Linked DNA regions of Mus musculus: all the other regions are linked to region 2. Evidence: chromatin loops called from intact Hi-C (ENCODE). Cell type or tissue: left cerebral cortex. All regions are shown on one strand.

Region 1 (5,000 bases), 120 kb before region 2:
CGCACACCAGACCCGCACATGGACCCAGGGCTCAGTCCTCTGACTGGCATCCTGGCTGGGAGGACAAATGGCCCCTTGGCCCTGAACTAAGGTTTCATGTGTCCCTGGCCTCTTCCCATTGCCCTGGAGCGAGGTGGACACGCGTTCAGGAGCTTTTCGAGGAGAAGCAGCGGTGGCTTTTCTAGCAGAGGCACCAGTACAGTGTGCTTGGGCTGGGCGGGCCCACGGTGGCTCCGGGAGGTCACTGTGCATGGGGATTGGTTCCTGGCCTGTCTTTCTTAGCACGTCACATTGCGTGCTTATCAGTGGGAAGCTAATGGACTGTGGATGGGATGTCCAAGAGAAAAGCAGGATGGCGCCCAGGGCACCTCCCCTTTACCATTCCAAGAAGGCAGCCTCTCTATGTGCAGGCCGGGCAGCTCCCTACACAGCCCACACTTCTGTGTTGACCCTCTTACTCAGCTGACCTCTGAGGGGGCTATGGAAATGACAGTGACACACAAGACAAACGTGGGTTACAGAAGGGACAGGTGTGGCACTAATGAGGAAAGAGCCAAAGGTTAGGAAAGGGAAGCATGGCATGAAGCTCTGCACCCACCTGGCATCAGCTTCACTGTAGTACTCTCTTGCCACGATGTCTTCAAAGAGCTCCCCACCAGTGACCCTACAAGGAAAGCACATGGTCACCAATCCTGAAGATCCTCATCACCTGATACCCCATCACTGTCACCACCATTATCTATCATCACCACCGCCACCACTGTGAACACTGTCACACCACCACTGCCACCATAACCACCACAGCCATCACCATGACCACCACAGTCACCACCATCACCATGACCATCACAATCATTGCCATCACCACCACCATGGCCACCACAGTCACCACCATCACCATGATCACCACAGTCATCGCCATCACTGCCACCATGACCACCACAGTCATGGTCATCACTGTCACCATGACCACCACAGCCACTACTATCATCACCACCATGGCCACCACAGTCATTGCCATCACCATCACCATGACCACCACAGTCATCACCATCACCACCACCACATTTATCACCATCACCATGGCCACCACAGTCACCACCATCACCATGGCCACCACAGTCATCACCAGTACCACCACCATGACCACCACAGTAATCACCACCACTGCCATCATGACCACCACAGTCATTGCCACCACTGCCACCATGACCACCACAGTCATTAATTACCACCACTGCCACCATGACCACCACAGTCATTGCCATCACTGTCACCATGACCACCATAGCCACCACCATCACTGTCACCATGACTACCACAGTCATCACCATCACCACCACCATGACCACCACAGTCACCACCATCATCATGACCACCACAGTCATCGCCATCACTGTCACCATGGCCACCATAGCCACCACCATCACTGTCACCATGACCACCACAGTCATCACCATCACTGTCACCATGGTCACCACAGTCATCACCATCACCGTCACCACTTCCTCCATCACTGTTCTCATGCCATCTTCATTATATCACCATGACCATCACCATAGCTGCCATCATCACTAACACCTCATCATTGCTACTGCCACCAATGCTACTGTTACCTTCACCATTGTCATCGCTGCTACCATCTCACCACCATGACTACCATCACCATTCCATCACCATACCATCATTACCATCATCTCCATCCTTACACACACACCCCAATAGTGACAACTTATCAAAGGCATACTCGTTCACCATCATGGAATGCTTCCTTCTTCACACCTGTTTCCCGAGAAAACTGAGTTTCTTTACACCTAAGTGGGCTTCACACGTAAGCACATGAGTTTGCAGAGCCAGGGCTTCCCAGGGTTACACCCAGCTTTGTGAACCTTAATCCTAGGTCTGAGACTATCTGGCTCCCCCTATTCAATGCTCTGCTCTCTTGAGCCAGATCTGGGCCATCACAGAGTGGATTTAGTGCCTGTATCTGGCCTCCATGGTGGGCTGAGGGCTTGAAAGACTTGAATTCCTGTCCCCATGAAACCATAGACAACATAGGTAGTGTACTCTGCCCACACACCCTCCTGCCCTTTGTCTCTGTCCATACATCAAATGCCCATGGCAAAGCAACACTGTAAATGTGTGGTTTGCACATATGTGGACCAGGAGAGTCTGTCCAGCAGTAGCCCATGTAAGGGGCTGTTATCCCCAGTGCTGTGTGATCGACAGTTTGAGTCTTGACACAAAATTCTTGAACCAGGCTTTGAAAACTCAAGTCTGGGCAGAAAAAATGGTGTAAGGCCAATGTATCTTGGTGCAAAACTGTAGTTCAAAGGATAGCCTTGGTTTGCCAGATCTGTGCCAGGGCAAGGCTCCCTGAGTTACTGCATGTGTTCAGGCACTGATGCTTTGGTGTGTGGGCACCAGGGTCATCTCTTGGTCCAGAGTCACGGGACAGGAAGCTGGGCCTCTACTGAGCTGGATGCCATGCGCGGTCACTGTTGCAAGCTCTGCTCTGTAACTTCCATGGTGTGTATCGGCCACCTCCCCAAACCTGCAGGGCTCTCAGCTGACAAGGCCTTGAGGCCTACTGGGGGGCTACCAAACCACCTCAGAACCTGCAACCCTGGAGGCTCTGGAGGTATGGGGGGAGGATATTTAGACCTTCTGTCCAGACCCACCTCCTCAGTCTCTCCCTGCAGCTGTCTGCCTGGCATGTGCTGAGAGGTCTGAGAGATAAATGTGTCACATATACACATCCCTCCCTCCCCCACCCTCTCTTTCCTTCTTGGCTCCTGAAACAAGTGCAGCCATCCACTGGTCATCATGACCACCCTCAGCCCACAGACCTCTGTTTCTTGAGAAGAAGGGTGGTAAAGGTGATTTTGGGGCACACAGGGGGAAAGAGAGCCCACCCCACCTCAAGCCACAGGACTGGTGTCTCAGCCCAGATTCAATCAGACTGCAGCCTGTTATCTAGCAGATCACTCTAGGCAGGGTCTTGTGGCTCACACAGGGGTAGCTGAGAAGTAAACAAACCCCATGCAGGGGCAGCCTAGCTCTTCACCGGAAGATGCTACAAGGCAGAGGATGCTAAGGCCTGCATGCCCAACGGCCCAGACATCTGTCAGGCTGTTTGAGGGAGGAAGGGCTAAGAGGTGGCCCTAGGAAGGCTCCTCCTGTTCCCATTCAGCCTGTTGCTCAAGGGCAGCCAGAGGGCATGGGGTAACCATGGTAACGGTACCAGAGCCAGGTTTCCCTGGCTGTGCAGTCTGGAGGCCACCAGGACAAGCCAAAGCCCCTGGGCCCCCACCCAGCCCAGGGTCCTGCAGCAGCCCTGATTCACAGACAGCTAAATATAGTGCTGCTTAGCAGGGGCTGCCAAGAGTAAAGGGAGATGAGATCATCGCTTCTAAATCCGGCAGGAAGTGAGAGGCGGAGTTGGCCCCGAACGCCTTCTCACTCAGCTACTGCACACACACACACTCATGCAAGCACACACACACACTCATGCAAGCACACACACACACACACACACACACACACACACACACACACACACAGAGGCCTGTATCTCCAAAACATACCCAATCACACTTCGAAAACAGACATGCATGTACACTCATGGACTTTACACAAAGCATCTCTGTGCTTGCTCTAAGCTCTACACATATGCATGCACATGCATCCTTCCACCCTCACTTACAAACACGCATGCTCACATCAGCTAGCTGCGCCCCCAACCCAGCATGGCAGGCCTCAGAATGGAGGGAAGTGAATGGCTGCTCTCCCTGGTCTTCCCTCCACTGTCCCAACCGACAGGTTTTCTGCAGAGTTGGCGTCCTCAGCATGTCACACTCAGACTGGGTAAAAACCCATGCACAGCCATATCAGCGCTGGCTAGGCTGCGTGTGGCTGGGAATGAGGTGACCCCTGCAGAGGTGCACTCGGAGTGTCCTGATGTGGGGACAGGCCTGCTCCTGAATCTGAAGAGGCTGTGGGCCCCATGCTGGGAGTGAAAGAAAGGTGAGGGTCCTTGGATTTGGCACTTACAGATCGAAGACCAGGTAGTGGAAGCCCTCTTCAGAGATGCTGTCATGGAGGCGTACTGCAGGGACAGAGAAGTCGTGAGGAGCAGGAGGTAGCCCAGGATATTCCCTACTGCCCACCGCCACCCTGTCAGGGCCCACCCAGCACCCGTGCTGCACGCCTGGGGCAGGGAACTTGTCTCTGTGGCCCACAGGGTCTCCCCCAAGACAAGATGGCTGCCTGGGTCTGGGGGAAGATATGAGCTGACTTGAGGTGCTGCATGCTGAGCCTGAGGGAGCATCACGGAGCCCTGAGGGAGCACCATAGAGCCCTGAGGGAGCACCATGGAGCCCTGAGGGAGCACCATGGAGGTCTAGGCAGCACCTTGCCCTTCCACTGGCCCCTTTCTGTTCTCCTATTTCCCCTACCATCGGGAAACACAGCAAAGGCTCACTGCTGAGCCCTAACAGGAGCCATGTCTTCAAGGGAGAGGTTTCTGCAAGAAACAAACCGATTTTCCTGTCCTCAGCAGGACAGGGCCTCCACTGAGAAAGATTACCAGGTGAGGTATATTTCAGAGGCTCAGACAGTTTCCCTCTCTCTGGCCCTATTACCACACCAGTTGCTGAACTTGTATTCAGTCCTGTCTGGCCTGGGCTGGGGCTGATGGGCTCTGAGGAATGATGGCGATGGTGGGAGGGAGCTGCCAGGTCTCGGCTTGGGGCTGCACTCTGCACCAAGCAGTAAAGATTTTCTAGGAATGAGTCACTCTGGGCCCTGCTCTCCCACCTGCAGATCCTGCCCTTTGCTAGAACAGCAATGCATGCCAGGGCTGTTCTGAGCACCTTGCTCACCAACCACCCCTGCAGGCTGCAGAAAAGGGATCGGCACAGAGAGGTTGCCAAGCAGCAGAGGGCACACAGCCTACAGTGAGTCTGTGGGAGCAGGGGTCTGGCTCCAGCGAGTGTGCT
Region 2 (5,000 bases):
GCATACCAGAGAAGCAATACACTACTGCACTACACTCCAGGCTCTTTGTATGTGCCTGTGGTGCATGCACAAGTACAAGTGTGTGCACCCCTGTGTATAAGGAGAACAGAGGAGGACATTGGGTATTCTCCTCTATTGCTCACCACCCTATAAAGTGACCCTAGCTGGCCAGTGAGCTCCTGGGATCTGGCCCCACTCCACATTTAAGACATAAGCAACCACACCTGGTTTTGGCTATTGTTTGTTAAAACCAACCAACCAACCAACCAACCAACCCACCCACCCACCCACCCACCCCTACAGCACAAGTGTGGTCATCATGCTTACAAAGCAAGTGTTCTCGCCCACTACACCATCTCCCAAGCCCTTCAGTCCCCACCCCACCCCACATCCCCTTTTGAGACCTGCTTAAGGCTGGCATTGAATTCATAATTCCATGATTATCCTGTCCCTGAGAACTAGGATTAAAGGCATGCACCACCACAACAACCAGCTTTTAAAGTATCTATAACTAAAACACACACATTCCTCAGTCAGGTATGCATGTCAACTACCTAACTGGAGCAGTTGAGGGCTGTTGTACAGACAGCATGGGTTCAGCCATATCATATCACCAAGTAACACCAAAATGCATCACTCGTTTATGCTGGTAAAAGATGTCAGCCACCTTATTTTTAAAACAATTTTTTATTGTGAAATTACATAACACTTTTTTTTTCAAAAGTCAACAGTTCAATGGCAATTGGTACACCCATGATGGTATGCAACTAACCACATATGTATCCTGAAACATCACTCCAAAAAGAAGCCCTATAGCCAGATGTAATTACTCTTCATCTTACCATAATAAAATCTCCTAAATATCTTCCCTGACACCTCCGGCACAATTACTGATGCTTTTGTCTCATTGGATTTCACACAAGTGAAACCTTACATTGCTCTGTGTTGGCTCCTTTCACTTATTATAAGGTTTTTGAAGGTCATCAGTGTTGTGGCACATATCAGAACTTCATTCCTCTCCATGCTGAGGAGCATTCCACTGGATGAATTAACCACAGCCTGTTATCCATTCTCCCCCTTTTGGCTATGTGAATAATGCTGCTATGTGCAAGGGTTTCTGTTTTCCCTTCCTTTGGTATTTACCTAGGAATGGAATTGCTGGCTCACATGGTACTTTAGGTCTCAAGAAAGCACCAAATCGTTTCCCACTGGAGCTGGACTCCTTCCACATCCTGGTACTGCACAAGGAAAGGATCCAGCCCTCTACTCCCTCATGGATATTTAGTTTTGTTGTTGTTGTTTTGTTTTTGTCATAGCCATTTTCGAGGGTGCCGTAGCTTGTTATTCTTTTGCCTGGCTATACACAAGTATACATGGTTCAGTATTTTTCTCAGTGACCTCTGCCCTAAGGTTCAGGATGCTCTTGAATCTGGGGCAGGAGACCATACCAAAGGTTCTGTCATTTCCAAAGCTTCTGTGACTATTCTGAGTGGGCAGTCAAGGGTTAAGTGAGGCTGCAGTGTTAGTGACGGCTCATGAGTATCTTCCCCTACCTTGGCCTGGCCTCCTTTGTTTGCCACAAAGCTTCCTTGAAGCATTTCATGTGCTGTGCTGTCTGGCTCCTTACCCTCACAGCCAGGACCTAGCCTTGACTTTTTAAATACCTTCATGTCCCAGAAGTCTTAGCTGACACGTTCTTCTGAGCATCACTGACTTCCTTGGAGTAATACCCCTAGGGAACTCAGGTAAGACACTTTGGGCACTTAATCTTCCAAATAAACTACTTAAAGTGGTTAGAATACACTCAGGTCTCCGAGGGTAGGGTAGGGTATTCTTGATACTGAAGACAGAATCTGAGTTGTGTGAGAACAGAGGAAAAATGCTCATGGAAGAGATTTCAAGGGTTCCTGGCTAAAGACCACACCCTGGCAAAAGTAGTCCCATGGTTTGCTTAAATTAGCTGTTTTTGTTTTAACATTTTGTTACTTTGTAACAAGTCAGACTTGAGGAGGTGTAGTTTGCACACAGTAAAACTCACCCTGTTGCAATTTAGTCTCCTCCAGCCTCCACTACAACCCACCCACACCCAGGCCTTCCCTCCACTTCATTTTGCATTGCTCATCTTGCCATCCAGCTTGTCCAGGTCCAGGATGTCTTCCCCTGAACACCACAGCTTGTGGGCTTGTATACACGCTTCCTTTCTGGATCCTGTGGGCTATGATGCTTGGCAAGACTATCCCATGATGTAGGTGATCACTATCTGTCCATGGCCGTGTAGGTGTTCCTAGGGTTTGGTGGTTGGGTAGGAAGCTGTTGTAAAGATGTGTGCGTTTCCTCCTCTTGGGAGCACAGAGCAGGTCATTAGGGCTGCAATGTGGGCACACTGGCTATGTCCACCACCTGGCACTCATAGTAGCAGTGAGGCGTTCAGGGTCCCACAGCTCCTCCAAATTGAGCACTATGGGCTTCTTGGCAGCCACTCTCACAGGTATACAAGGCATCTCACTGTAATTTTGACTTTATTTCCCTAGTGATGCTGAGTTTCCTTGTATGTTTGTAACACTACTCATTTCTTATTTGCAAAAAACTTCAAATTTACACATTGCTGAAAGTACAGAGAGCCACACAGGCATTTAGCAACTGTCCTACTCTGTATGTGTTTGCATAAAACATAATAAATAATGCTTTTTTCTGAATCATTTAAGAGTAAGGACCACTGTGTTGGCCCTGTACCCTGACTTACTTTCTAAGACTAAGTAAGTCTTCTCAAGTAGCAGCCTGGCCTGCTTCCCTGGTCCTCTCTACTTCGCTAAGGACCCTGTCTAGTGTCTCCTGAGGAACCCAGGTGTGTATGTGGCCCACCTGCAGGTATCTTGCAAGAACATTCCCTCTCATTCCAGGCCTTCCCACACTGTCACATTAACACATAAGCATCAAGCTCTTAGGACCCTGTGAGGTCCCATCTCCCACTGACCTCTCCTTACTGACAGGGCATGGGCACTGCTAAAGACAGCACCTTCTGTTCAAGGAAACTGCTTGCTGCCTCCTGGCCACCACCTTTCTCAGTGGCTTAGAAAGTCACTCTGAACCGTTGGGGCAAAATGAGGTGGCCCTTTCCAAGGTCACTGTGACCTCACCATTTCCTGGATGCACTCTCATTTTCCAGGTCCTCCTTTACCTGCCTGGTCCCAGAACACAATAATTTCCCAGAGGGACCCCAGATTGTCACTGACTGAACAGTGCTCCCAAAATGTCCTCGCAGAAAAACTTCACCCTCGGTGTGAATAAACTTACCTCAGCATCCCCCGATCTGTGCCGATGACTCACCAGCATTTCTATCCCTTTCCTTCCTTAGTAACGGAACCTCATTTCTATTCAGGGAAGCACTGTGCCCAGTGAGGATGGCTTTACTCCTCGCAGCTGCCCGTGGGATTGAGTTTGGGCCAACGGGAATGTTGTGGGACGTTCCTTCCAGGAAGGCACCTTGGAACAAGGGCAGATAATGGGGTGAGATGACAGCATGGCGGGGGCACCTGCTCAGCTCGACACCCACTGTGGAGAGATGTGGGCAGCCTGACTCCTATGGGTATGCTGCAAGCCAGCTCGATATAAGCAGTCTCCTGATTTTCAATGTCATCAACTGCCTTTCTGAGCTTAAGAAATTAAAACAAAAACTAAGACGCTGCATAGGTCAGACAGGATACAGCCATGGATCTCACCCAGGGAGGCAGAATACAGCTATACTTGCAGAGTGGGGACAACACAATGATACAAAGCTATGTGCCACTTTCTTCCTACTATACAGGAGGAGGTGCTGAGGGCCCATCCACTGTTCAGCATAGTCCTGCTTTCATTTGGAACAAGCAGTCTTAGGTCACTGCCTTCTGCGTGATCTCCAAGCCTCAGCCTGGAGATAGCATTACACTACAGGTATAAGGGCTCACATTCCAGTATGTATAAAACCAAGGTTTGGGGCGCTTGCCAAAATGCTAAAATAATTTAATTTGTAGTTTCCATTCTGGATTAATGAACATGATCAGTAAGTGACCTGCAAGGACATCTTCATAGGCCAGGAAATGTTGTCACATCAGGAAAAGTGGCTTGCAACTCAGAGAAGGCCAACAACGGACCCTTTCATCCTTAAAAGAAAACTGGAGATGCCCAGACAAACTGGCAAGGAACATTAAGTAGTCCTGGGAGACAAGGGGTGTCGCTGCTGACGCAGCACTAGTGCCACTTAGAAATGATGCGCCCTTCGGGGACAGCCACAGAGCAATTATCCTGGGGTTCCACTTTTTGAGAAATAACTTCAGGAAATCATCTCAATACAGTCAGGGAGGTACAGCTTATATAAAAATACTCACAGGGCTAAAAAGAAAAAAAAGAAAAAACAAAACCACATAAATAAATACAGTGAAGTAAGCTTTAAAGCCGGAATTCCAACATCTGTTTCTTCAGAAAATATTCTAGTGCTATCTGAACAATGCTAAGTAGTTTGTGTGTGAGATGTCAGTACATGAAGATGCGTGGAATGGCATTCACTGCTCAGGCAGATCCAACTACCTTTGCAACACAGCCATGTCCAATAGTCCCTGAAGCAGAGCATGCCGCCTGCCTACAGCTACCCACGCAATGCAGAGGGCAGTCAGCTTGCCAGCTCTCCACAGGGAGGAAAAAACGAGGCCAATGCACAAGCTCAGTGCCTCGCTTCTGGAACCGAACGGAGAGTCAGGAAAAGTAGCTGGTGCCGTTGCCACGGCTGATTTTACATCTCTGTAACCAGGCAAGGAGCTTGCCTGAGTCAAGAAGTCTCATTTAACATTCTCAAGTGTGGGAGGGAGGGAGGCAAGAACTGTCACACGGTTTTAGCTGCCACCCCTGCCTGCCCTGACTGTCTGGTGTGGGATCTACCACAAAAGGGAGAAGCAGCAGGACACGTGGAAGGGCTGAGAAGCGAGTGGCATGTCTACACTCCCCTGCTTGGAGGTGAGAAGGTCAGA
Region 3 (5,000 bases), 54 kb before region 2:
CTCCTGCTTTCATGTGAGTGGTCCAGTCCCAGGGAGAGCAAGACAATGCTGAACAGAGTAGGTGAAAGGGGGTGGGGGGTGGGGCAAGCAAATTGGTGGGAGGGGGAGGGTAGCCCTAGCAAAGGCCAGGAGGCAGATTGTGCCTGGGGTTCTCCAGGGCAGGAAAGAGAAAGCAAACATGCAGCAAGAACAAGATTTCTCCTGTACCCAGTCCCAGGACAAGGAAGGTCCCAAGTTTATCAACTACCCAGCAGGTCACCCAGTCAGAAGAACCAACAGCTGATGACAACGATCCTGGACAGTGGGCAGCACCTGCTCTGGATGGTGGCTGGGGATGGGAGATGGCGCCAAGGACACTTAAGGTCAGGTCTAGGCCCATGGGGGCAGGGCCCAGAATGGCGGGAACTCTCTGGGCTGAAGGTCAAAGGTGATCTCCACAGCCCAAGCTTGGTCAGGTAGTGAGTAACCTTAGGCACTACTATAAGAATACCAAAGCCAAGGCGCCCATGCTCTCTCCCCCAAAGTAGGAGTGTCCATGAACCCTAAATTATATACAAAACTTACGGAAGTCTCTAAGGAGACCACCTATATTTTATTAAGACAACCACTCTCTAAAAGTGGAAAATTCACATGCGTTAACGCAGAACTTTCAATCATTTTGCACCCACTATCATTTCGTACCTGCCAAAGGCAGGGCCAGTGCATTGGGCTCACAGCCAGTGGAAGTGGGCAAGCGTTGCCATGTGTAAACCCTACCACCAGTGACAAACACCAAAGCAAATCTCACTCGTGTGCCAGTCAACATGCGCACAGCATTGGTCATGTGACCAGAGAGACTAGGAGGCAGCCTAGCTCTCCGTAAGGAACAGGGTGGGTGATAGATACGTGGTGCTCGTGCCACGATCACCATGTGGCAGTCAGGGCCGCTGCCTGTCAGCACCTTGTGTGTCTGCAAGACTATCCTGACCAAGAGCACAGTTCTGGAATCTTACAAAGTTACAAGAAAATGGGGAAGAATCCTAGTGTTGATAGGGATCTTTGTGTCTGTGCAAGTGCGACAAAGAGACAGAAGAAAATGGGCTCTTTAGTATTTATTTGTAGTAATTACTTGCTATAATTTTGAGACAGGACTGAGGTAAAACGATGACTCCGTTTTAGTTCTGGGTAGAAGAGACACCACTGGTTATCGCTCCTGGGGTCTCTGAGGTTTTCAAACGCATCCAATAGGAGATCATTTAAACCACACCAAGGCTGGTCCACATAGACTGATGGTGTCCCCCACTTTGCACTGTGCTTTCTCCTGGGGCCCTGAGTTCACAGCGTGTCCGCAACCCAGCACATGAACCACGAGGCAAGAACTAGCTACAAAGAAAGACACACATTGAGGTGCCTCGAGGGCTGGACCCCCGAGAGCCATTCTCCTCAGACACCCCATCTGCTGCCCGGGCCTGAGGGGAAAGTCCAAAGCTGCCACTAGAGAACCAAGAGCAGCTGTGGGCCTGGGTGCAGCCCTCCGGCCAAGCAGGGGACTTCAGCATCTCCTGACCCGGTGCCAGGGGCGACAGCTTTAAATAAACTTGGATGTGTCTACCTGGGGCCCTGAAGTAGTACCAACTGTGCTGTAGGCAGGCACCAGCAACCACTAGTGATCATGGCCAACATGGCTACTGGGGGAGCTGAGTTCCCACAGTGTATCTTGAGGGTCCCATCCCCTTCATCCTTCCTTGCCCATTCCTGGGGACTGGCACCTAGCAGGCTCCACCAAGATATGCTGGGCTGAGCTGACTGTCCCTGACTGGAGTGTCTCCTCCACCCCAGCACCTGAGGAGCCTCCCCACACTTGGGTGAGTGGCCATTCTTTTGTGCCTAGGAAGGAGCTGGTAGTGACAGCCCTCACTGGTGTCTACCGCAAATGTCACCCTCCAGCGGCCGTTCCCCAGCGGGGGTGCTGCTGGCCACCTTATGTTGCTGCTCGGCCCAGGACAGCGCCCACCAACGGGGAAAACTAGCCCACCTAGGTGGTCTGTAGGTTACGGGCTCCTCATGTGGACTGCTCAGAAGATACCAAGAGGCCTAGGGTGGGAGACAAGCCCCTGGGCATACAGGAGAAGGTGACAAGAAGGTTCCCTAGGAAGGAGAGGCTTCCCACTGCTGCCACCTGCCCTGGCAGCACACAGCTGTGGGGGGATGAACCTGGCTCGGAAGAGCTCTTCGAGGCATCAGAGGATCTGTGAGCTGCAGGGCTGGCCCCCATAACCCCGAGGCTGCCTTAGCTCCACCTGAGGACTCCCCAGCCCACCACCTCTTCCTCACAGAGCATGCCCCCACAGGCTACTGGAAGGTTCTTCAACGCCTGCAAGCGTGAGGCACAGCGCTGAAAGGGCGCTGAGCTCTCCAGGCTGGGATGGCTGTCCGGGTCCACCCAGCCTTGTTCCTTCCCATCCAGTATAGACTTCCTCCTGTCACTCCACTTGGCTCCTCACCCCCGCCCCCCAAGACCTGACCCAAATCCTGTTGGCACGTGCAGGAAGGAGTGGGGAATGCACACACCCCCACACTCCTCCAGCGGGGCACTCCACAATTATCAGTGATCAGCGTCCCTCGCCCACCACAAGCTTTCAGACGCTTTTTCAGTAAAGGGAAAAAAAGGATTTGCGGCTGGATGTGTAAGAGGAAATCTCGCCAGCGCCCCCACGGCACAAGACGGATGGGGGAGGGGAGAGGGAGTGGGAAGGAAGATCCAGCTCTGGAGTTAAGCAGCCAGCACCTAAGGATGCCCCTGCAGTCACCTTAAATCACAGAGGGAAGCCCCAGGCCCCTGAGGGGCTTCGCTGTTTCTGAGACCCTAGGACAAAGCCAGGTCTGGACGTTCACAATCATAGCTTCACCCCCATATTGCTTGTACTGCGGAGCAGCGTCTTGGCGCCAGGGCACCTGTTCCCCACGAGGCCCTACTAGAAATACGCCTTTAGAGTCCCTCCCCTCAGCCCTCCCACCACAGGAGGAAAAAAAAAAAAAAGGTCCAGAAGCCAGCCTCTCTCTGCCTCGATGACCCTGAAATCAGAGGCCCAACTGGTTCCCTGTCTCTCTCTCCTCACTCTCTCACCCCCACCCCCACTCCACGGCCTGATCCTGGCTCTCTGACCTCGTCCACCCCCTCCAAGTTCTTGTTTCCAGAAGAATCTGGGGGGAAAATCCTCTAGAACCCAGATTCCCCAAGGGACCCAAGGCAGAAGCTGCTCCCACGCTGCTCCCCCAAAGCAGATGGGGCCACGCGAGGAGCAGGCGCGGAGCGGGTCCGCTACCGCTGCCGCCCGCCTCTCGGGTGGGGGTGAGGACAGCGTGCCCACACCGGAGACGACCCCCTGAGGCCATGACCGACCCCTCGGGCACTCTAGGCCTGGCAGCCGCCCCCGGGTGCCGCTCCTCTCTGACCTCCCCGCCGCCAAATGCGTCACGTCTGCCCGGCGCTCGGGGGACACCTGCTGCCGCCCCCGCCGCGCCGCGTCCATGTCCCTGAGTCCCGGTCCCCGCTAAGCTATGGCACCCGGCAGGGCCGTAAGCACTGCGGTGGAGGAGCGGGGCCCAGAACCCAAGGCACGGGGGTCGGGGCTGCACGGGGCTGTGCGCTTGGGCCCGCAGCTGGAAGGAGCCGGGGGCGCGCGGGGCCGCAGTGCGCGCGAGGCGGGCGGCGATGGGGTCCCTGCTCCCCGGGGTCTGCGGACAGCCCGCGCGCGCCGAGGCTCTTACTTGCCAATATCCTCGTATAGCTGGTACTCGTCGGTGAAACGGGTGCAGGTCACCGTGGTGGCCATGGCGGTGGCGATCGGGCTCGGCGTGCGCTCGGCTGCGCTCGGGCGGCGGCGACTCCGGCTCCCGCTCGCGGGCACGGCGGCGACACGGGCGCGGGCGCGGGAGACACCTCGGCTCGCGGCGCCGGGCGGGGGCCGGGCTGGGCTGCGCCGGGCGGCGAGCGCACGCGAGATCTGCTCGCTCTGTCCCCGCCAGGAGCGCGCCGCACACCTACGCGCGCAGAGGCGCGGGCGCCGCTGTCGCCGCCGCGCCCGCCCCGCCCGCCGCCCCTTGCACGCGCCTCACTCGCACCGTACACACGCCTGCACCCGCACACTCACCGCACCCGCGCCTTGTACCTGCACTAGCGCCCGCGCCTGCACGCGCACTGCGCCCGCACCCTGCACCCGCACCGCGGCTCCCCTCGCATGCCCGTCGCGCCCGCGCCGGCACCCGCACTGCGCCCGCACCATGCAATCCCACCCGTGCTCGCGCCCTATCCCAGCACATGGGCTGCACCACACGGTGCCCACGCACTGCGTCTGACCCTCTAGGCCCGCGCCCTGCACGGACAAGCCAATGGGCTGACTCTTCTGCTGCCGCAGTTGAACAGTGAACCCAGACTCTTATCCCCTAAAGGCCCACCTCCCCTAGACTGCAGGAGGGAACTGCACCCCATTTGGGAGTCGCCCTCCACTGGGCTCCTCCATTCCCCATACCCCTCATAAGACCCTTCCCACCTTCCTATTCGTGGCAGAGCTGCCCACGAGTCTCCTAGGCTGAATGGGATGAGAGAAAATGGATAGGGAGGTGGTCCCGAGTCTCTCCCTGCTTCTCCTAGGACTGGCAACTAGGATGTCTTCTGCCTGTGGTGAACATTCGGAGTGCAGATTGAGGCAGCAAAACGTGGGCTGCTCAGCTCTTTCAGGGACTCCTGTGACTTCTGAGAGCTCACAGCCATCCTGCCCAGATAGCCTGGGCAGCCCTTTCCCTCTGCCCTGGCCAGGAAAAGGAGCCTCCATTCTTTCCAGTCTCTTGAAAGTGGCCCTGAAGAAGGAGGGCACAGGTGGATTTCCACAAGGCCCCCTCCTCACCCCCAACCAGCATCCCCGATTTGACTCTTGGTGTTTGGAGCCAGGCCCCCAGGGGCACAGGTGGATTTCCACAAGGCCCCCTCCTCACCCCCAACCAGCATCCCCGATTTGACT

Evidence for each region. Peaks named below come from ENCODE experiments on the same cell type or tissue, not always from the same donor. Only the 100,000 strongest peaks of a DNase experiment are listed, where the experiment ranks them.
Region 1: it touches region 2 in a loop (7-fold over the local background); 4 of 42 quality-filtered maps call a loop at or near these places.
Region 3: a loop joins it to region 2, with 7 times the contacts of the local background. A loop is called at or near these places in 8 of 42 quality-filtered maps.

Annotation. Positions count from the first base shown.
Region 1 is chr11:5,997,285-6,002,284 of GRCm38, forward strand. It overlaps Camk2b (calcium/calmodulin-dependent protein kinase II, beta), which reads right to left. Exons shown (of 21, transcript NM_007595.5): 4 at 4,054-4,108; 5 at 599-664. Among named protein-coding and RNA genes, the nearest start is that of Ykt6, 44 kb to the left of the region's middle. In left cerebral cortex, no CTCF peak of the experiment used is centred here; DNase peaks (open chromatin) are centred at 2,753, 3,378 and 4,061; H3K27ac peaks cover 2,909 bases.
Region 2 is chr11:6,116,040-6,121,039 of GRCm38, forward strand. All of the region lies in intron 4 of Nudcd3 (NudC domain containing 3), which reads right to left. Among named protein-coding and RNA genes, the nearest start is that of Gm46269, 30 kb to the left of the region's middle. In left cerebral cortex, no CTCF peak of the experiment used is centred here; DNase peaks (open chromatin) are centred at 2,099, 3,386, 3,999 and 4,732; H3K27ac peaks cover 2,163 bases.
Region 3 is chr11:6,061,724-6,066,723 of GRCm38, forward strand. Camk2b (calcium/calmodulin-dependent protein kinase II, beta) reads right to left here and starts at 4,025. Exons shown (of 21, transcript NM_007595.5): 1 at 3,751-4,025. The coding sequence starts at 3,815. In left cerebral cortex, no CTCF peak of the experiment used is centred here; DNase peaks (open chromatin) are centred at 877, 1,866, 2,681, 3,286 and 3 more places; H3K4me3 peaks cover 3,950 bases; H3K27ac peaks cover 2,936 bases.